Linked DNA regions of Homo sapiens: region 1 is linked to region 2. A link is a loop called in an ENCODE intact Hi-C map of the cell type or tissue named here. Cell type or tissue: prostate gland. All regions are shown on one strand. Each heading gives the region's core, and the rest is flanking DNA. Links, peaks and the distances in the headings are about the cores only.

What was found. Hi-C counts contacts between places; a loop is a spot of excess contacts. Peaks named below come from ENCODE experiments on the same cell type or tissue, not always from the same donor. Only the 100,000 strongest peaks of a DNase experiment are listed, where the experiment ranks them.
Region 1: a loop joins it to region 2, with 1.8 times the contacts of the local background. A loop is called at or near these places in 1 of 110 quality-filtered maps.

Annotation. Positions count from the first base shown.
Region 1 is chr6:21,830,428-21,841,085 of GRCh38, forward strand. All of the region lies in intron 4 of CASC15 (cancer susceptibility 15), which reads left to right. Among named protein-coding and RNA genes, the nearest start is that of CASC15, 170 kb to the left of the region's middle. In prostate gland, for the core only: no CTCF peak of the experiment used is centred there; no DNase peak of the experiment used is centred there.
Region 2 is chr6:21,951,000-21,961,657 of GRCh38, forward strand. All of the region lies in intron 5 of CASC15 (cancer susceptibility 15), which reads left to right. Among named protein-coding and RNA genes, the nearest start is that of NBAT1, 190 kb to the right of the region's middle. In prostate gland, for the core only: no CTCF peak of the experiment used is centred there; DNase peaks (open chromatin) are centred at 3,412, 4,732 and 7,522; H3K27ac peaks cover 2,285 bases.

The DNA.
Region 1 (10,658 bases), core at 2,147-7,146, 120 kb before region 2:
CTGGGTCAGTTAGTAGAAGCAAATAGAACTCCCCTCTCCTCCCTTCCCCTCCCCTCTCCTTTCTCTTTCCTTCCCTCTCCTTCCCCTGTCCTTTCTCTCTCCTTTCCCTCTCCTCTTCCTTCTTTTTTATTGAGACAGGGTCTTGCTCTGTTACCCAGGCTGTAGTGCAGGGATGTGATCTCTGCTCACTGCAGCCTTGACCTCCCAGGCTCAAGTGATCATCCCACCTCAGCCTCCTGAGTAGCTGGGCCCACAGGTGCATACCACCATGCCCAACTAATTTTTTAAAATTATTTGTAGAGACAGGATCTTGCCGTGTTGCTCAGACTGGTCTCAAACTCCTGGGCTTAAGCAGTCCTCCTGCCTTGGCCTCTCAAAGTGGTGGGATTATAGGTGTGAGCCACGGTGCCCACTCCCTTTTTTCTTTTATGTTTTTTCTGTTTTCCTCTTCCCCCACTTTTTTGAGCATATATACTAAAATTTTGCATATCAGCCCAGATTTTGAGATCAAATTGTGGGTACAAGAATTTGGATCCATTTTATCCAAAAAATGATATTTTACATTTTATTTTCAAGATAGATGAGCTGGTTTATAAACATGTATCTAATCTATTTTTTTTTTTTGGCCTTTGAAGCTTAAGAAGTTGAATAAATATCACTATGCTTATTCTGACCTTGCACCCATTATGTTTGTTGGAATCAGGTCCTCCTGCAGTTTTATTTTCATTTTTACACCTTTTTGATCATCACCACACTGCGAGTTAGTTTAGGACGGTGATTTGAAGCAATTGCTTCTGTTGAGTTTACTTGATGATCTTCCTTGCAGACACGTCCACTTACTTATCATGTAAAAATTATTTACCTATCATACATAACGACACAATCCTTGCCATAAGTGCATGCTAAGTAAGAGATTAGCATGCTGGCATTTAGAAAGGTTCCTCCCCCTTGTTCCTTTAAATGTATTTTGTTGTTCTGTGTGGCATCAAATTTATACTTGTCCTTTTCTTTTAAAGACAAGTTGTGGGAAGGAAAAGACAAGATCATAACATTAAGATTGAATGTGTTTCTCAATCTTCGCATCCTTAACTAGTTTCTTTGATGTATTCGAGTTTGCTATAAAATGTGAGGGGAGGAAGAAAGGCAACCAGTGATAATCAAAGGGGAAGAAAGATCAGGGTAGGACTCGGTGACATTTGAGGGTAAGTTTGGGAGCTGTTGCAAGAGTTATTGCTGCCTGTGACTATTTGGCCTGGCTACATGTCAGAGCCATTAACTTCAGAATAACAGAGGCTTTAAGAGAATGTACTCTTTTAGAAAACTCCTCATTAATTTAATTTATGGAAGGGGAGGGGAGTTGAGGAGCAGGGAGCGGGAAGCATGCGGTTTCACCGGTGCCTAGAGTTTAAGTTAAAAAAGAAACAAAAAAAGTACAAAAGCTGAGAATGCTGGATTATATGAAAGATTTAAAAAAATCCCCTGCTCTGTCTCTGGTGGCCTCAGAGCCTGTCCTGCTTGAGAAGGAATTGCCTCCTCAGTGATGGCTTTTGGAGCTCAACCCCTAACATGGATCCCAGCTGGGAAATCTTCAGCTCTAATTAAGCTTGGCTTGTTTTGATTCTCTTCCAGCCTTGTGGTTGAATAGCTTTGTGTATGCAGCCTTTTGCTAACAAGTTTTCCCACAGTCAGGAAAACCTTCGTCTTCAGTGTCAATCATTACCTGGAAGTCTTTGGCTGCCATCTCACAGGAAGTGGCTAACTTGTCTACATGACTCTCCCTCTTGCCCCCTGGCCTCCCCCAACAGATTTCACCATATTTTGGGAGTGGAAGGAATACAGCTATCGTTACTCATAGAAGAACGGGAAAAGACAGTGTTGTCTGGGTCCATGGAGCCACAAGAACACACCAGGATTGATCATTCCTCTTTCTCTTAATTGTCTTTTGCCTTGCCCTCCCCTGCTAGGATAGAAGAGGTAGGATAAGATGGATGGGGATGGAATTTATTAAATAAATTATTCAAAAATACTTGTTAAACCTATCTACTGTTTGCCATATGCTAAGACCCAAAGGAGGGAAGAGTGTCATCATGCCAAGTCATGGGATGGCAGTGATGGTATTGCTATGGTGCTGTGTATACAAGACCATGAGAGCAAGAGGAAGGAGCCCAGTGTGTGGCCTGGGAGGGTCAAGGGAAACTGGATTCAGGAAATGCCATTTTGGCTAAGAACTATAGAGTCAATACACATTTGCAAGGTTTTAAAGTGAAAATGGAGGCCAGGCATGGTGGCTCACGCTTGTAGTCCCAGCAATTTTTGAGGCCGAGGCGGGCGGATCACCTGAGGTCAGGAGTTCGAGACCAGCCTGGCCAACATAGTGAAACCCTGTCTCTACTAAAAATACAAAAATTAGCCGGACGTGGTGGCACGCATCTGTAATCCCAGCTACTCAGTAGGCTGAGGCAGGAGAATCACTTGGACCCAGGAGGTGGAGGTTGCAGTGAGCCGAGATTGCACCACTGCCTGGGCGACAGAGCGAGACTCTGTCTTAAAAAAACACACACACACAAAAAACTAAAATTGTTCATATGATTGGGCTGGATGCTAGATTGTTTGGGAGATGAAGTTGTACGCTCTGGGGGTGTTTTGGAAACTCATGCAATACTTTCTTTGGTCACAGTGATTGGAAGGCGCTTCTGGCATTGAATGAGCAAAGCCCAGGCAGCAGGTACGATGCAATGTACAAGATAGTTCTGCACATGAAGAATTGTCCTGTGTTTAACACGATTATTCTCAAGCGTCTCAACAGATATTTATGTAAAGTTAATTACAGAACCTGTCTATAAGAGTTTGAGCTAGAACCTAACTTTGTTTTACATATAGGTACAAAGTATTTGTTGCCAGGCTTAATGCACACTGAATTTTCCAGGAATAAAACTACTTTGTCAGTTGGGGAAAGATTGCGCATCGTTTTATGTGGACCTTTACTAAATACTGTTCACAATTTAGAGAAATTGTGTCAGCCATGGCCACACCACTTTGGAAATTTGAATGATCGATAAAACATACTGTGTGGATCTGTGTTTGGAGCTGTATTCACGGTGATTCCATGCACACAGCTACTTCATGGTGTCTTCTGTTGGCAGTTTTGTGCCAATATGTAAAAACAAAAGTTATGTTATTATCAATTCCATTCCCCCCTTTTTCTTCTATACTTAAGATATTATACTGATTTACTTTTAAAAATTATTACGCAGGTAGGTTATATACTACTTACGATTTTTATTTCAAGACAGAAAAGTGTGTTATAAAAAGGGACTTGGGATTGATAGGCTTGAAAACCCCTGCCTAGATCTCGAAGTACCTTGTATACTATTAAAAGGAGCTATGTATTTTATAGTCCTTGAAGTATACCCTTCAAACTATCTACATAAGAGTCACCTGGTGAGCATTTTCAAACTTCAGGGTCCTGGGCCCATTTTAGAACTACTGAATTCCTTGTGGGAGACTTGAATCTATCTTATGTCACCCTCTCCCCAACCTACACGTGACTTTTTTTTTTTTCTTTCTTTCTTTTTTTTTTTTTTGAGACGGAGTCTTGCTCTGTTGCCCAGGCTGGAGTGCAGTTGCATGATCTCGGCTCACTACAGCCTCTGCCTCCCGGGTCAAGCAATTCTCCTGCCTCAGCCTCCCAAGTAGCTGGGATTACAGGTGCCCGCCACTACGCCCAGCTAATTTTTTGTATTTTTAGTAGAGAGGGGGTTTCACCATGTTGGCTAGGCAGGTCTCAAACTCATGACCTCAGGTGATCTGCCCACCTCGGCCTCCCAAAGTGCTGGGATTACAGGTGTGAGCCACCATGCCTGGCCCCCAACCTACACAGGACTCTTATCCCTCTAACATTTGAGAATGCACTGCTATAGAATTTCTCTAAATTTAAGAATTTAGAGAAATGGAGGGATATAAACAGGTTTTAAGGTTAAAAATAATACTCTGGGTTGGGCATGGTGACTTACACTTGTAATCCCAGCACTTTGGGAGGCCAGGACAGGTAGATCACCTGAGGTCAGGAGTTCAAGACCAGCCTGGCCAACATAGTGAAACCCCGTCTCTACTAAAAATACAAAGATTAGCCAGGTGTGGTGGTGCGCATCCATAATCCCAGCTACTTGGGAGGCTGAGGCAGGAGAATTGCTGGAACCTGGGAGGCAGAAATTGCAGTGAGCCCAGATCGATCCACTGCACTCCAGCCTGGGTGACATAGTGAGACCCTGTATCAAAAAAACAAACAAACCCCAAAAAACAAAACTCTAATAGGACTTCAATGGTAGATGGAAGGAGCTTCAGACTCACAGTTGAGAACCGGTGAAGTTTCTATTGTAATGTTCTAGTTGAAAAATTTTGATGAAATACAGCATGGTATGTGGTAGACATGGGTGAGAGAAGTTATTATGAAGTAAAATGATACAATGTAGTGATAGCATTGGCAGAATAAAAGAGAATAAAGCTAGATTAAAGATAACAAAGGATGGTTTTTGCTAGGTAAATGGTGTTATCATTTATCAAGTTGGGGATTTCATTGGGGTGGGTGGCTAGTCTGTGGTTTCTGGTTTGGGCATGCTGACATTTAGTTTCCTGTCATACCTGTCAGTGGAGATTGGGTATATACAGATATGATTTAGTTTAGGAGAACCATCTCCTAGAGATAAGCATTAGGGAATCATTCACATATGGATGGTAGTTGAAGCCATTCAAATGGTAGAGATTTTGCCCAGGGAGTACACAGAATGTCCACATACAGGATGATATATATGTGGGCTTCTTCTCCTTGTTTCTAAGTGAATTTTACTCCCATAATATTCAGGACTCCTTTTAGATATGATAGTTTTAATTATTGAAGATAATGTAGTTCCGTTGTAGCTCCATATCTTTGCTGAATAAGCTTAATTGGGATGTGGTGTGGGAAACCCATACACTTTCAGACATATAGCATGCCACTTGTTTTTTTTTGTTTGGAGACAGAGTCTTGCTCAGTCGCTCAGGCTGGAGTGCAGTGGCATGATCTTGGCTCACTGCAGCCTCCACCTCCAGGGTTCAAGCTATTCTCCCTGTCTCAGCCTCCTGAGTAGCTGGGATTACAGGCGTCCACCACCACCCGGCTAATTTTTGTATTTTTTTAGTAGAGACGGGGTTTCACCATGTTGGCCAGGCTGGTCTTGAACTCCTGACCTCAGGTGATCTGCCCACCTTGACCTCTCAAGGTGTTGGAATTACAGTTGTGAGCCATGGCACCTGGCCAACATCCCTCTTGTTGTTTAGTCCAGCCTCGGGACAAAGGATGTGCCTGGAAAAGACTAATGATATAGTTTATGATACGGTTAAAAAAAAAGGTTATAGTGAAAACAGCTGCCAGTCTACAAAATTAGTGTGGTTTATAGAACTTGCATCTTACAGATCTATTGATTATTAAGACCCCAAACCAATTGGTTTTTACTTGCCTCTGCATTTTTTTCCTTAAAGAATACACATACCCTAGTCTTTGAAGTGTATAATTTATTTGGGTTGGGGTATCTTCTCTAAGGAGATTCTAGCTTCGTTGTCTGATAGTCATTTTCCGTGCAGTTCCTTCCTTTCCAGGCATTCACATTTAAATTGACAAAGACAGGTAAAATTTAACACAAATAGACTGATGTCTTTGTTTAGCCATTGACCTCTGAGTGTCAAATATCACAGGTTCTTTCTGTTTTTGTCTTTCTCTTTCTTTCATTATGACAAGTGGCACTATCAAGTTTTTCCTTACATGAACGCTTCCTATTTCTCTCCTTCCTCTGATAATTTAGAAACAAGTTTGGCAAGTGCTTTTTCGAACTTTCCGTCGTCAATACTGAATGCCTTTAGTTAGAAGTCTATGATTCCAGTCTTCCCTATGGTTTTCACTCTTGGCGATTTCACTTTAATGGTTTAAAATCACAAAGTTCTGGGCTCTGGGGACTGACTTCATAGGGGAGAGTCTACGTATTTAAAAGCATTTTTGCAGTGCCAGCTGTGGCTAATGTTGTGTCAGCATTTCCATCATCATAATTCCCAACATTCGAGGGTTTATAACGAGACTGTTAAATTTCACCACAAAATGAAGCTTGGTATGCAAGAATTGAGCCTGAAGCAAACTTTTTCATTTTAAAAAAAATGTAGTTTGTCTATAAAGCCACTAATAAAGAAGCAAAGCTAGTGATTATTGTTGTTACACTACCCAAACTGCTTGGTTTACTTAATACTTCAGGGACATTAGACTGTAATGTAAGGCAATCACTCCAGGAGTCTGCAGAAAAAACAGAGTATGAATGTGGGTGATATTTAATTTCGGAGGGTGTCTGAACATTAGAAAACATTTTCTTCTCAATTTTAGGATAATTTTCTAGCCTTGTTTATCTAAATGTCCTGTGGGGAAGCAAAAATGTTTGGGGCCCATGATAATGAACTCAGTATAAATATGCAAATGCTTAAAACCTCAAGCAGGTCCCTTTCCTCCAACCTCAGAGCAAGAGAAATGACAGGCATGTCGATGAGGGTGCAGTACAGCATGGGACTGGCCATTGAGCTGCTACAATCTTCATTTAAAAATGTTCTTTCATTCCCATGAAATGTTGATCCTTAAGGACCACTGTAGGGAGAGCAGATACCTAGAGAATTTTTTTTTCCTTGCGGTAATGATGATTGATTTCTGCAGATACCTCCCCATTCTCTGGCTCCGACCTCCCTTGTGACTGGCAGGAAGCATATGCAAGATGCTAATTTGAGTTAAGCACAAAATCTATGGCCTTGCAACAGAAACAGCATGATTCACATATGGATGAACCCATGGCTCTGGCCTCTTTAGTGCTCCATACTTAAATCACCCAAATGACTTAGCCCGCAGGTTAATGGAATGAAAGCTAAAGATAACCTTGTGAGGGTCAAGTCGGCCAGCCTTGTCTTCCCTTTACAGTGTTCAGAGATATTCATTCTATTGTTCTTCCTCTTTTTACCTCATATTGGCTCTTTTAGCCATATTCTCTCCATTTTCATCACCTCTTCTGGGTGTATTTTCTTTTTCTTTCTTTTTTTTTTTCTTTTTTTTGAGATGGGGTCTCACTCTGTCACCCAGGCTGGAGTGCAGTGGTGTGATATCAGTTCACGGCAGCCTACGCCTCCAGGACTCAAGTAATCCTCCCACTTCAGCGTCCCGACTAGCTGAGACCACCACAGGTGAGCGCCACCACTGCCGGCTAATTTTTTGTATTTTGGTAGAGAGGGTTTTACCATGTTGCCCACCCTGGTCTTGAACTCCTGAGCTCAAGTGATCTGCCCACCTCGGCCTCCCAAAGTGCTGGGATTACAGGCGTGTGCCGCCGCGCCTAGCCTTCTGGGTGTATTTTCTTCTTTCCCTTCTTCCTTACTCCAAATAGTCCAGACTGAGGAACTGTTTGTAGAGAGTCTGCTAGGTACTAAGTGAAAAGCTCGGCTTTCACATACATGCACTACAACATTTGAGCGGATGGGTGCAGATTGATAGATAATGAAGTAATATATAATTTGTATATACATATGTGTGTGCATACATACACATATATAATATATATACCTGTATGTATATACATTTATAATCTGACTGCAGACACCCTCAGCAACTCAGTAACAAACAGTTATGCTGTTTAGGTTACAGAGTTGCAAAAAACTGTAATGAGTTAGAAAAAGGTGTTCCTTTTGGCCTCAGGGTGTGTGGTTTGGCAAGCAGGTGAGGGCTGGCTGTGTGTCCCTACTCCCGCCCTGGGTTGGGCATGATTGTGTAGGGGACATCTTGCACAGCCTTATGAGCAGCCCTGAGAATGTCATTGATTGGCATTAATATTTCTTTCAATGTGTCAGTTTTTCTTTTGTTATTCAAAACCGTCACAAATACTTAATGGATAATGAAGTATTGTTAATATAATGTAAGCTTCTTTTATTTTATCTTAATTTACTTTATTTTTGAGACAAGGTCTCTGTTGTCCAGGCTGGAATGTAGTGGTGCCATCATAGCTCACTGCAGCCTCCAACTCCTGGGCTCAAGTGTTCCTCCTGCCTCAGCCTCCTGAGTAGATGGGACTACAGGTGTGCATCACCATGCCTAGCTAATTATTTATTTATTTTTAATTTTTTATAGAGACAGGGTCTTGCTATGTTGCCCAGGTGGATCTAGAGCTCTTGGCCTTAAGCGATCCTCCTACCTTGGCCTCCCAAAGTGCTGGAATTACAGGCATAAACCAAAGCACCTAGCTTCTTTCACTTTATACTTGAGAATGTATTAATATCTGAATTTTTAGACTATTAGAAGAGGCAAATGGTTAGAGGAATTGTTTGTGCAGACAACTGGCTGTTCGTATTACAGTGTGATGATTTGTGGGCAAACATTAGCCAGGCCTCTGAGTGTAACCTAGGATTATTTTTCTCCCCCTCAGTAATTCGGAAGATAACTTTCAAACACAGATATCTTTTTGGTACTGAACAATTAAGTTGTATGAATGCCATGACTAGGTCTTTTAGATTCCTACAGTTTGATGGTTGTTAGTTGAGATTATATGCGTGGATAAATAAGTATTTTAGTAATTATTTTATGTTTTTATGAAATTCACATCCTAGGCTGGGCGCTGTGGCTCAGGCTTGTAATCCCAGCACTTTGGGAGGCCGAGGTGAGTGGATCACCTGAGTTTAGGAGTTTGAGACCAGCCTGGCCAACATGGTGAAACGCCTTCTCTATTAAAAACACAAAAATTAGCCAGGTGTGGTGGCATGCACTTGTAATCCCAGCTACTTGGGAGGCTGAGAGAGGAGAATCGCTTGAACCCGGGAGGCGGAGGTTGCAGTGAGCAAGATCACACCATTGCACTCCAGCCTGGGTGACAAGAGTGAAACTCTGTCTCCAAAAAAAAAAGAAAAAAAAAAAGAAAGAAATTAATATCCTAGTCTTTTCTCCAAATTTAGTGGCTTAACTATAATTAGAGAAAATGTTAGAACCAAAGAGCCCAGATAACAGGGAAACCAGGCTGGCTTTAGGACATTAAATTTATGGACCACTGTATGCATGTTAGGAAATCAGTGGGCTTTTTAACCTGCCTTCACCATGCTGGTCAAAGGACTCACTTTTTTTTTTTTAACCATTTTATTGAGAAAAAAATGTTTTATGTATTTCATGTAGAACTTGATGAATTCGGGGAGAAGTGTATAGCCTTGACAATCAAGGCATAAACTTAACACTTTCAGAAGTTTCCTCTGCTGCTTTTATTGATTTAGTTTTAAATTTCTTTTTGTTTTCTTTTTTTTTTTGAGATGGAGTCTTGCTATGTCACGCAGGCTGGAGTGCAATGGCACGATCTTGGCTCACTACAATTATTTTTAAATTTCTAAAATTTTTTTTACTTTTGTGGTAAGAACATTTAACGTAAGTTCTATTTTCTTAGCAAAATGTTAGGTATAATAAAACATTATTGTTAACTAGAGGCCCTCTTTTGTCCAGAATTTATTCATCTTGCATATAAACACTTTGTACCTTTTGAATCACTCCTCCCCATTTCTCCCTTCTCCAGCAACTATTCTGGAAACCACCTTTCCACTCTTTGGTTCTACCACTTTGAATATTTCAGATTCCTTATAAAAGTGGGATCATGCAATATTTGTGCTTCTGTGTCTGGCTTGTTTCACTCAGCTTAATGTCTTCTAGGTCCATCCATGTTGTTGCAAATGGCAGGCTATCCTTCTTTTCCAGGGTTGAATAATATTCCATTCAAACTCATTTATTTCTGTCTTCCTCCTGTGTGCCAAAAACATAATCCATGATGCTGACATAGCCATGTCCTCCTTTAATCTCAGCCATAATTGATGTTGTAGACGTTCTCCGCTGACACATACGGGTAACGGACTACAAGAGAGAGAATATGAATCTGCTGCTGCCATTATGAGACCTTATTTTTACATGGAAACCAAATCATATTGAGTGAGATGCAAACTGCTTAGATGAAATGTTTATAAGAACCAATTTAGGTCATTATAAACAGAATGAATAACTTGATTATCTCGAAGCATATTGTTTCAGAATAAGAAGTTAACTCTCGAGTTCTGTGTCTTTTTCCTTTGAAAATGATAAAGTAGTTCCTCAGCTCTGTGATTCACTTCCTGTTTTGGGGGACAGGATGTTGGATAAATGGTAAGGCCCAGACATGTCTACTCTTCTAGCTTTGCAAATGGGTCAAATTTCCCTTGTTTATTCAAGGAACCAGGGATAAAGTTGCCTCTTGTCAAACTAGAGGAAACTTCTTAGAACAGAAGGCCATGCTTTAGGGATGTTTTAATCCATATATTCTTTTTATTCTGTGGCCTTGGCTTTACTCTGTTTCTATAATTTTCCCTTTTGGTTTGTCTTCTCTATGTCTTCTTTCTGTAATGACGAGTAGCAGTTGATCATATGTTGTCTATAAGAAGATGAATGATTCACAGTAACTATGCATCTCCCCTATTCCCTTCCTAACAAAATTTTGGAGGCATGCAAAAATGAGTCTTTTAAATGAGATTTAAAACTTTTCAGGCCGGGTGTGGTGGCTTATGCCTGTGATCCCATTACTTTGGGAAGCCGAGGCGGGTGGATCACT
Region 2 (10,658 bases), core at 2,778-7,777:
TGGTAATGTTGATGAATTCAACTCCTGCTTATATCATCTGTTTTTGTAAATAAAGTTTTGTTGGAACACAGCCAGGTCCAGCCTTTTCTGTACTGTCTATGGCTGCTTTTGAGCTGTAAGTGTGTGACTGAGCAGCTGAAACAGAGACTGTACGGCCCACAAAACTGAAAGTATTTGCCATCCTGCCCTTAACAGAAACATTTGCTGACACCTCAATTATAGGATAAGCAAAGCCCCCAACCCTAGAATTTAAGGTGTGTGGAACCATAACACACACACACACACACACACACACACACACACACACGTATTTTTTTTTTTCAGGAAACAGCTTATTTGCCTTTTTTTTGCAAAATGCTTCTGAGAAATTAGCCTTGTTAATGTGTAACTTTTTTGATGCCATGCTATTGAGATAGCAGCATTGGATACTAACTACATACCTCACAGATTTTACTCTTTTGAAGGAGTTTCAGTTTCCGTGGGCTGGATTCGTAAGTGAACTGATCTGATGAGAACTCTAAGTTATTGCTAAGGCATTTTTTATTCTGTTAAATATGATCCTGTGGAGCCTGAGGTCCTAGCTTTCTTTACACTTGAGCTGTGAGGAGAGATGTGACAACATTTCAGAGACATGTAAGCTCTTGGAGACATATTTATAACCTTCCTCCACCTTTGTTCTGTGTTTATAGTGGACAGAGGTTTAGGGCTGGTAGGTTGTGCCTGCAGGAGTGCTGAACTTGAACTTAGAGAAAGCTGGGGTCAGTCAAAGAAAGTCTAAGGTCAGAGGAAATGAAGGTTAATGAGGCCGGGTTCCTGCCCTCTAGGGGCTTACATGCTATTGGGAGTGACTGATTCTTTTCCTAAAAGAGTGATAAATGCCCTCAATAAGACATGCACGTGGAATATGAGAACATGGTGTGGAGGAGGAGAGTGGAGATGGGGCCATTCACACGGGGAGCCACAGCCAAGGCTTACATGAGCTTATGTGCAATGTCATAGAACTACAAAAGCTGAGAACAAGCGAGTGTCAGGGTGGCAAGTGGACAACATGGAGGGAACATGGGGCATTTGGCCTTTGGCATTTTCTCAGGGGCTCAGAATTGGTTTGCACGGATGGGTCAGTTTCACTTTAAAGGGTTTAAAGGTGAGGAATAGAGCTACTCAGTAAATGTTTACAACAACCAAATACATTAAGGGGGAGATAAATAGGTTTTAGGACCAAGCAGGGCTACTTTTATGGGTTCAAAGGACCTATGATGACCAGTCCTAGCACATAATAATTTCTAAATAAACATTGGTTGATTTAATACATAAGCTCTTTGGTATTTGAAATGAACTACTGAAAAATTGGCATTTTTGACATGAGGCTTCATGTTTGCAGCCAAATGACTGGAAATTCTGTTTCTCCACATGTATCGACCATATGCTAGATACTGCGCTAAGGTCGGGGGAATGGAGGTGAACAGGGCTCATTTCCTGCCCTTTGGGGACTTACATGCTGTTGGGAATGACTGATACTTTCCTAAAAAGGTGATAAATGCCCCGAATAAAGCATGTACATGGAACACAAGCACATGGTGTGGAGGGACGCTTATTTGGAGGAGGAGAGTAGGGACAAGGCCTTCAGAAAGGACTCCTGGAGGAGGAGACCGCCTTATCCTGCTCTGCCTTTTGGTGCTATTGCCTGAATGTGTCCCTCCAAAAGTCATGTGTTGGAACCTAATACCCAATGTGGTAGTACGGTATTAAGAGGTGGGGCCTTTGGGGGAAATGATAAGGTCACAGGAGTTTTGGCCTCATGCTCTTACAAAAGAGGCTGAAGGGAGCTGCCTTGCATCTTGTGAGATGCTGCCATGTGAGAACGCAACAAGGAGGCCCATCTGTGAAGTGGAGAGCCAGCCCTGACCTGACGCTGAATCTGTTGGCTCCTTGATCTTGGACTTCCCAGCCTCAGGAAGTGCGATAAATCAATTTCTTATTAATTTAATTAATTTTATTCACTTTATTGTATTTAGAGACAGGGTCTTATTCTGTCACTCAGGCTGGAGTGCAGTGATCGTGGCTCACTGTGGCCTTGACCTCCTGGGGTAAAGTGATCCTCCCACCTCAGTCTCCTGAGTAGCTGGGGCCACAGGCACATGCCACCACACCTGGCTAACTTTTTAATTTTTTCATAGACATCAGGTCTCACTGTGTTGCATGGGTTTGTCTTGAATTCCTGGGCCCAAACAATGCTCTGCCTCGGCCTCCAAAGTGCTGGGATTACAGGTATGAGCCACCATGCCTGGCCAATTTCTATTATGTATAAAGTATTCAGTCTAGTTATTTTGTGATAGCAGCAGGAATGGGCTAAGACACTAGGGATGTCCTTTTCCTTAGAAAGGGAGGTATATGGGAAGCCTGCGTACAGGCCTCTGAGGATGGACCTTGGGACAGAAGCTCAGACAAGGGATGTTGGGGAAGCCTTTGCCCACCATAGTCTGACTTTACCTGCTGACAGTCTATCCCTAAGCTCAGTCCTTTCTGAAAGAGAAGAGAGCCCAACTGTGTAAGACAAGCAGCTTCCATTCTAAGAGCAAGACAGTGTAAGTTCTGTGGAATTGTGAAAAGCGAATGCAGCCCCGTCGGCAGTCAACCAGACAGACCACTGAAGCTGGGGTGCAGCCCACAACCCCTCCTTCCTCAGAACCTGGCCCAGCTTTCCATGATGGGTTCTGTTCCTTTCTTTCATAGAATCCTTCCCTTTTTCCCAAGAGATTTTATAATTAATAGAGATGAAGAAAGGCAGGAAATCTGTGATAGAGTACAAACTTCCACACAGGCCAGATTAAACACACACACACGCACATACACACACAGCAGCCCACAAAGTAACTCAGTCTGGTGGGAAGAGATCAAAGGGCAGCCATATGACTGGGCTGGCAAAGGGCTCCTTTCCCAGGCAGTCCACATCCTGCCCCTTAGTAGATGAGACAAGTCAAAGGAGGAAGTGTGCAGTACAGTGAGTGAGTGCAGTTCTCAGGGATATGGTCTTAGTTCAAGGGCTCCAGGAGTGTGCTGTGAGCATGGGAATGATAAGCTCACATCTGCTTGTATTCATAAACAGCTCCAGGAGGTGCGGTTTTAAATTACCACCCTACCACTGCTAAACCTCCTCTGTAATCCTATAAAGATGTCAGGTACAGATAGACCTTGGAAGGGCAGAGCCCTATCTGACAACCCTGTATCAAATAGCTGGAGAGCCTGAGGATTGGGTTGCAACAGGAATACCCTAATCTTGATTTCATTGTTTTTCCTCTCCCTAAAAGGGTGGGATTGGATTTGGAGGTGGGAGGAGAATCTGCAATGGAGTTACCGACACCATGTAAGGAAAACCTTGGAGGCTGCTATTCCCATTTGGAGGGATCAGCAAAAAGGCCAGCAGACAAGCCTGCCACTATTCGTAATCCTTCTTGCTTCTGCTGGCGAATCCTTCCAAGGCAGGCAGGCAGGCAGCAGCAGCTGGGGTGGAGGGACTGCTGTCCTGATGAAGGGGAGCTGAGTGCTGGCTTTGCTGTGCTCTGGAATTATTACCTGTAAGTGCAAGCAGCCAGGTGACTGCAGCTGTGATGGGGGGTGTGGAGACCCCGCCCATGCCAGCTGTCAGAGCCCCAAACAGCCAGGACAGCGCACGGGATTTATGCTTCCTCTCCGGCCTTTCAATGCTTCTGTAGATATACTTAGCAATTACAATGCTGGTTTGGGAATTTCCCTCGGATGAGACAGGACTTGTTTCCAAAATAACACCTTTCAAAGCATGCAGAGACTTTTAGAAATTAGATAATTGTGTGATATTTATAAAGTGAATTACGTTGTGCTAACAAAGTCTGGGCAGATGGTTCTGATGCTGAAGTAAATAACACCTTATGATTCATTAAGGTTGGGAAAAAAAGGATTTTTAAAAAGTTGCTACTTTACAGCTGAGTCTTTGCAAGAAACTTAGACAACTCACCAAGTAGGCAATACATTTTCAAGGTAAAATGTTAATGTCTGGGTGTGCGTGGCATGGTTAAGTTGTCCTGTTTCACTCATAACACTTAGTGAGCATTTAAAATATGCTTATCCCTGGATGCAGAGAGACACAAAGATGATACTTTATTGCTCTTGTCCTCCATGGATTCTCAGTCTAGTGAGGGAGACAGATGTATAAACAGATAATTGCAATACAGTGAGCTAAGTGCTAACAGAAGGATAGAAGAAATGCCATAATGGTGGGAGGGATATCAATTTACAGTGTGAATGGAGAAGAGAGAACAGCCTCACAGAGGAGTTACATTTGAGCAGTATGTGAAGGAAGAGGAAGGATTTTGAAAGGAGAGAAGGATGTTGCCTCTTTGTGGCTCCTCATTCACCAGCATCTTCATACCCCAGGGCCTTTGCACATTCGTATTCACCTTTGGTTCCTCTTTTTTACCAGCTCCTTCTTACCTAGGGCCCTCTGCCTGGAAAACTTCTTTCATCTCTCTTACCTGGTTCAATCCCTTAGAAGTTACATCCCATGTTAACTCTTTCAGGGAGGTCGGACTTCTCTAAGTCAACTCTATTATAAACGTTCACTCATCAAGTATCTCATCTTTAGAGCAGTTATCCCAGCTGCACTTTTACATTATTGGCATGACTATTTGAATGATATCTGTTTTTCCCACTAGGCAGAGCCTGTCTCTTTTTATTTGACTTTGTTTCTTGACTAAATAAACGTTCGTTGAATGAATTAGACGAAGGGCGTTCCAGGTGTGAAAACACATGGTATGTTCAGAGAACAGCAAGTATTATGTTGGATCTTGGTGTATGTGAATTAGGGGAGGCCGAAGATTAAGCCATTTAAGGAACTTTGAAGATCTAAACTTCTGTTTATATACTAGCTCAGCTAATATTTTTAAGTATTAAGAGGCATTTCAAAGATCTGCCTCTTCGTTATTATATTATCAGTATCAGATAGTTTAAGTCAAAGATGAAGTGTTAAAAATGTTTTTTAAAGTTTTTTTTGGCATATGGTTTTGGGGCTCAAATATATGTACTTTAAAAATGTGATTCAAGTATAACATACATATAGAAAAACGCACAGCACATAATTGTACGACTGGATGGATTATCACAAAGCAAACATATGTGTAACTCTCATGCAAGTCAAGGAATTGGGATACTTCCTAGAGCCTGAATTGTGAAATTCAGCACGTGTACTGCATCAGAAATGGAAGCGGATGAGCTAGAAGATTCTCTGCCAGCCTCTAAGAAAGTTTAAGCTTTGGCTGGGTGCGGTGGCTCACGCCTGTAATTCCAGCACCTTGGGAGGCCGAGGTGGGTGGATCAACTGAGGTCCGGAGTTTGAGACCAGCCTGACCAACATGGAGAAACTCCATCACTACTAAAAATACAAAGTTAGCCAGGCGTGGTGGTGCATGCCTGTAATCCCAGCTACTTGGGAGGCTGAGGCAGGAGAATCGCTTGAACCCAGGAGGTGGAGGTTGCGGTGAGCTGAGATCGTGCCATTGCACTCCAGCCTGGGAAACAAGAGTGAAACTCCATCTCAAAACAACAACAACAGCAACAACAACAAAAAACCCACCAAAAAACAAACAGCAACAACCAAAAAAAAAAAAAAAAACAAGGACAGTTTAAACTTTCTGAGGAATAGAGGAGAGGGATTCTCATATAAGGTAGCCCCCAGTTGCTTCCAGACTCACTCATGAGCTTAAGAAAGTGGTGTGAGAGAAATGCAAACCTCACTAGCCCCTCATCCATCCCCAGGCAGGGCTGGAGCCTGAAGGGTGGAGGGTGTGCTGTGTTGCAGAGAGACACAAGGGGGAATTTTTTCAGAGGAACATTGAATCCTTTCTCTGTCCTCACCAGGAACACTGCCTCATTGGTGTGGAGCCTGGGGGCTGAGATCTTGTCATCCCAGTATTGTGCAGGGGACATTGACGACTTAACCAGCTTCTAAGCAACTTTGGGGTTGCATATAAGACAATGGTGCTGAGTATAAGAATGTAAGACTTGGGACTGAACGCCTGCTCTGTCACCTATTAGCTGGGTGTCCTTTAGTCACTTTTAGTTAATTTCTCTGTGTCTCACTTTCCTTATTCATTACATGCGGATAATAATGTACCTCATGTGGTGGTTAGGATTTAATGCATTCGTGGATGTAAAGTACTTACAATATGACCTAGCAGAGAGTAAGCACTCGGTAAAAAAGAAAAGCTCTCTAGTTGAAAAAACCTTGTTTTTGCCTTATAGGAATGTGGTCGTCCCTAATGGGCTACCACAGTAATGAGGACTTTTGAGAGAGAGACTTTTTGGTATAATAAAATAATTTCCTACTGAAATGGACTGTGGGACTTTGCTTGTAAATGACTCCGCCCTAATGTATCTGCCGTATAGTATTTACAAGTTTGGGATTTCATGCTATTAATAGAACAAACCATAACATTTTTCCTTATTTAAAATCCAGTTTCTCCATTTTCTCGTAGCATGTGAGCAGGATAGGTAGAAGAAAACCACCAGATTTCCCTCAATATACTATTTTAAAATACTTATCAGGTCCAGATTACAGTGGCTTTTGCTGTAATCTCAGTGCTTCAGGAGGCGAACACAGGAGGATCGCTTGAGGCCAGGAGTTCCAGACCGCATGGACAATATAGTGAGAGCCCCATCTCTACAAAAAATTAAAAAATTAGCCAGTCATGGTGGCACATGTCTGTAGCCCTGGCTACTTAGGAGGCTAACGCAGGAGGATCGCTTGAGCCCAAGAGTTTGAGGCCACAGTAAGCTGATTGTACTACGGCATTCAGCCTGGGCTACAAAGACCCTGTCTCTGTAAACAAACAAACAGACCAAAAAAAAAAAAACAACAAAAACCCTTATTGTGTAGTTTTAATTGTAGCACTGAAATTTGAGGGAATTATTTAAAAATAGATCTTGACTTGCTACTCTTTGAATTGGTTGTTGTGGCATTGTTTTGCTAGCTGTTAAACTCCATAAATAGTTTATACATGATTACAACTTGATCACATTTGTCCTATAATTTCAAGGCTTCTATGATTTTCTGACTCTAGGCACCATTAAGCCTCTTCCCATGGTGATGACCAAGACTGGGGGTATGTGTGTATGTATAAGGATTGATGGTTCACAGTTCTAAGTCCCCACTCTGTGATAGGTGGTGCACAGAACATCTCAGTACCTGTGCTGTCTGTACTTGATCCTTGGCAATGTCGCTTTTTTTTTTTCCCCTGTCCCCCAGGCTGGAATGCAGTGGTGTGATCAGCTCACTGCAGCCTTGAACTCCTGGGCTCAAGCAGTCTTCCTGCCTCAGCCTCCCAAGTAGCTGGGATTACAAGTGCGTGCCACTATACCCAGCTAATTAATTTTTTTTTTTTTTTTAAGAAATAGAGCCTGTCTCATTTTGCCCAGGCTGGTCTTGAGCTCCTAGGCTCAAGTGATCTTCCTGCCTCAGCTTTCCAAAGCACTGGGGTTCTAGGTGTGAGCCACTGCACTTGCCCAAGCTCACTTTTTAAACAAGATAGGAGAGTCAATATTGTAACTTTGATAGAGGACAAAGGATGTATAAAAGGAACAACTGCCTTTGTAAATGATGCCAAGAACAGGATATGATTTTATAGACCAGGACTTTGTATATAAAAGTGACAGAGTCATGGATATGGATGGGATGCATCTCAGGAAAAAACAGGAAGCATGCATGTTGGAAGGGAATGTCACTTTAATCCTCAAGGTTATAAGCGCACATTTGTGTATATTTCGTGGGGAAGGGAGGCTGTGAGAAAACTGCAAGAGTGGGAAGGTAACAAGAATGATCTCTGGACAGCCGCCATAGGACATGTACAAAACTGCTAGAAGAAATGTCAAGGGGAAAGAGATGAGGTCACTGCAACCTCTGCCTCCTGGGTTCAAGCAATTCTCCTGCCTCAGCCTCCCAAGTAGCTGGGATTACAGGCATGCACCACCACACCCAGCTAATTTTGTATTTTTAGTAGAGACGGGGTTTCACCATGTTGGTCAGGCTGGTCTCGAACTCCTGACCTCAGGTGATCCACCCACCTCGGCCTCCCAAAGTGCTGGGATTACAGGCGTGAGCCACCTCACCCGGTCTGTGACTCAGATATTTAAGCCAAATGCAGGGCTTGGCTTTTAGAAAGGGAATTTGAAATTAATATAGAGAGGTAAATTTAATTGCTTAGAAAGCACTGATACCGAGGTACTCCTTCTTGGTAATGAAAGAGCCTATAGAAGGGTACACACATGTATGTATATATATATGTACAAATGTATGTAAGTACCTATTTTTCTACCATATCAGATACCATGTACAGAGATTTCAATTTATTATTTAGGTCTATTCTGAAAACAATCCTGAGTATTTAATATTATTAGCCCCACTTCAGAGATAAGGAAACTGAGACCAGGAAAGCTAAGTATCTTGGCAACGTGCTTAACACCATATAGACATCTAACAGTGGTAATGTGGATTAGACCTAAGGCTGTGTAACTTTAAACCCCAGATTCTGTCTGTTCTCTTACAGTGACTCTCATTTATGAGGAGGAATGCACCTACATTAAAAATACAACAACAGGCTGGGCGCGGTGGCTCACACCTATAATCCCAGCACTTTGGGAGGATGAGGCGGGCGGGTCATGAGGTCAGGAGATCGAGACCATCCTGGTTAAAACGGTGAAACCCCGCTCTACTAAAAATATAAAAAAATTAGCCGGGGTGGTGGCGGGCGCCTGTAGTCTCAGCTACTCGGGAGGCTGAGGCAGGAGAATGGCGTGAACCCGGGAGGCGGAGCTTGCAGTGAGCAGAGATCGCGCCACTGCACTCCAGCCAGGGCGACGGAGCAAGACTCCATCTCAAAAAAACAACAACAACAACAACATAAATCTGAAGGGAGAAGCACTGAGAACAGCATTTGGGGAGGAATAAAAGGGCAAGAGAAAGAAGTGATATTATAGTAGTCATGTCCCAGAAAACCAAGTCAGATGGAGTGGTTGTTGTCTGATGTTTTTTTTAAAGCTTGAATTACAAACTTAACATAGTAAAATGAGACTAAGGAGGTGAGACCTCCAATGTCCAGACCATTGCAATGAATCTCTTTTCTTGCTAAAAACAGCATGTAGTAAAACCTGGACTTGCTATTCAAACAGTTTTATCTCCCGAAGTTTAAGTAGATAACCCAGAAAGTAGAGCACAAAGTTTAATTTTAACAAAGAAAATTTAGAACTGGTTGGGAAGTGGCAGGAACCTGGGCAAAAGTAGCATTATTTCAAAAATCAGAATGAAAGGAAAGAAGAGTAGGCATAGGATGATGTAGACCTCAGATGCCGAATGACTAAGAGATTTTCTATTGAGTACCATTTCTCATCGGGTGTAGCTTTGCCTTCAGTGCTCTTTTGAGAAGTCTTTTGAGACCACGTCCAAACTGCATAGGTAAAGTTAGTTTCTATGGGTGTTTGAATAAAAAAATGGCTTTATGTGAGCTAATTCTGTTCTAAGCCATTAGAAGTGAGATTCAACCTAAAGAACCTAAAGAATACATTTGAGGGCCAGGTGCGGTGGGTCACGCCTGTAATCCCTGCACTTTGAGAGGCCGAGATGGGTGGATCACCTGAGGTCAGGAGTTCGAGACCAGCCTGGCCAACATGATAAAACCCCGCTCTACTAAAAATACAAAAAATTAGCCGGATGTGGTGGCAGGCGCCTGTAATCCCAGCTACTTGGGAGGCTGAGGCAGGAGAATTGCTTGAACCTGGGAGGCGGAGGTTGCAGGGCGCCGAGATCGTGCCACTGCACTCCAGCCTGGGCGACAGAGCGAGACTCCGTCTCAAAAAAAAAAAAAAAAAAAAAAAAATATATATATATATATATATATATATATATGAAATATATTGAGCTTTTTAGCTGAAATGTTGAGGTATTTTTTTTTTCTTTATCACAAGCCAGAGCTTTCCCATCCGATGCTTATGTCATTCATTTTTTTTTGATACTGGGTCTCACTCTGTTGCCCAGGCTGAAGTGTAGTAGTGTGATCATATCTCACTGCCACCTAAAACTCCTGGGCTCAAGCAGTTCTCCCTGCTCAGCCTCTTGAGTAGCTGGGACTACAGCATGTGGCAACATGCCCAGCTAACTTTTTAATTTTTTGTAGAGATGGAGTCTTGCTATGTTACTTAGGCTGGCCTCGAACTCCTGGGCTCCAGCAATCCTTCCATGTTGGCCTCCCAAAGTGCTAGGTTTATAGGTGTGAGCCACTGTGCCCCAGCCATGTGGCTCATTCTCAAACACTTGAATGAGGAATTTTCCATTTGTCTCTATTAAACCCCATTGTGTGAGTTGGGGCTTATTGTTCCCTTCTGTCAAGATTTGATTCAGTGGTTCTGACGTGCACAGTACGGTGCTAAGTGGTGTAGATAGATCATCAATGCCTGAGTCTCAGGGAGGTTGTGGTGTAGAGATGAGATTAAAAAACCAACAAGCAAAATAAATGACCATAATGGGCGTTCTAGGAGTCAGAGAGGACTAGAATACATTCAGTTGTGTGTAATCAAGAAAGATAGCCAGGCAGCTTTTGTACTGGGAAGATGATGGGTGTGAGCTATCTTCCTGCCCG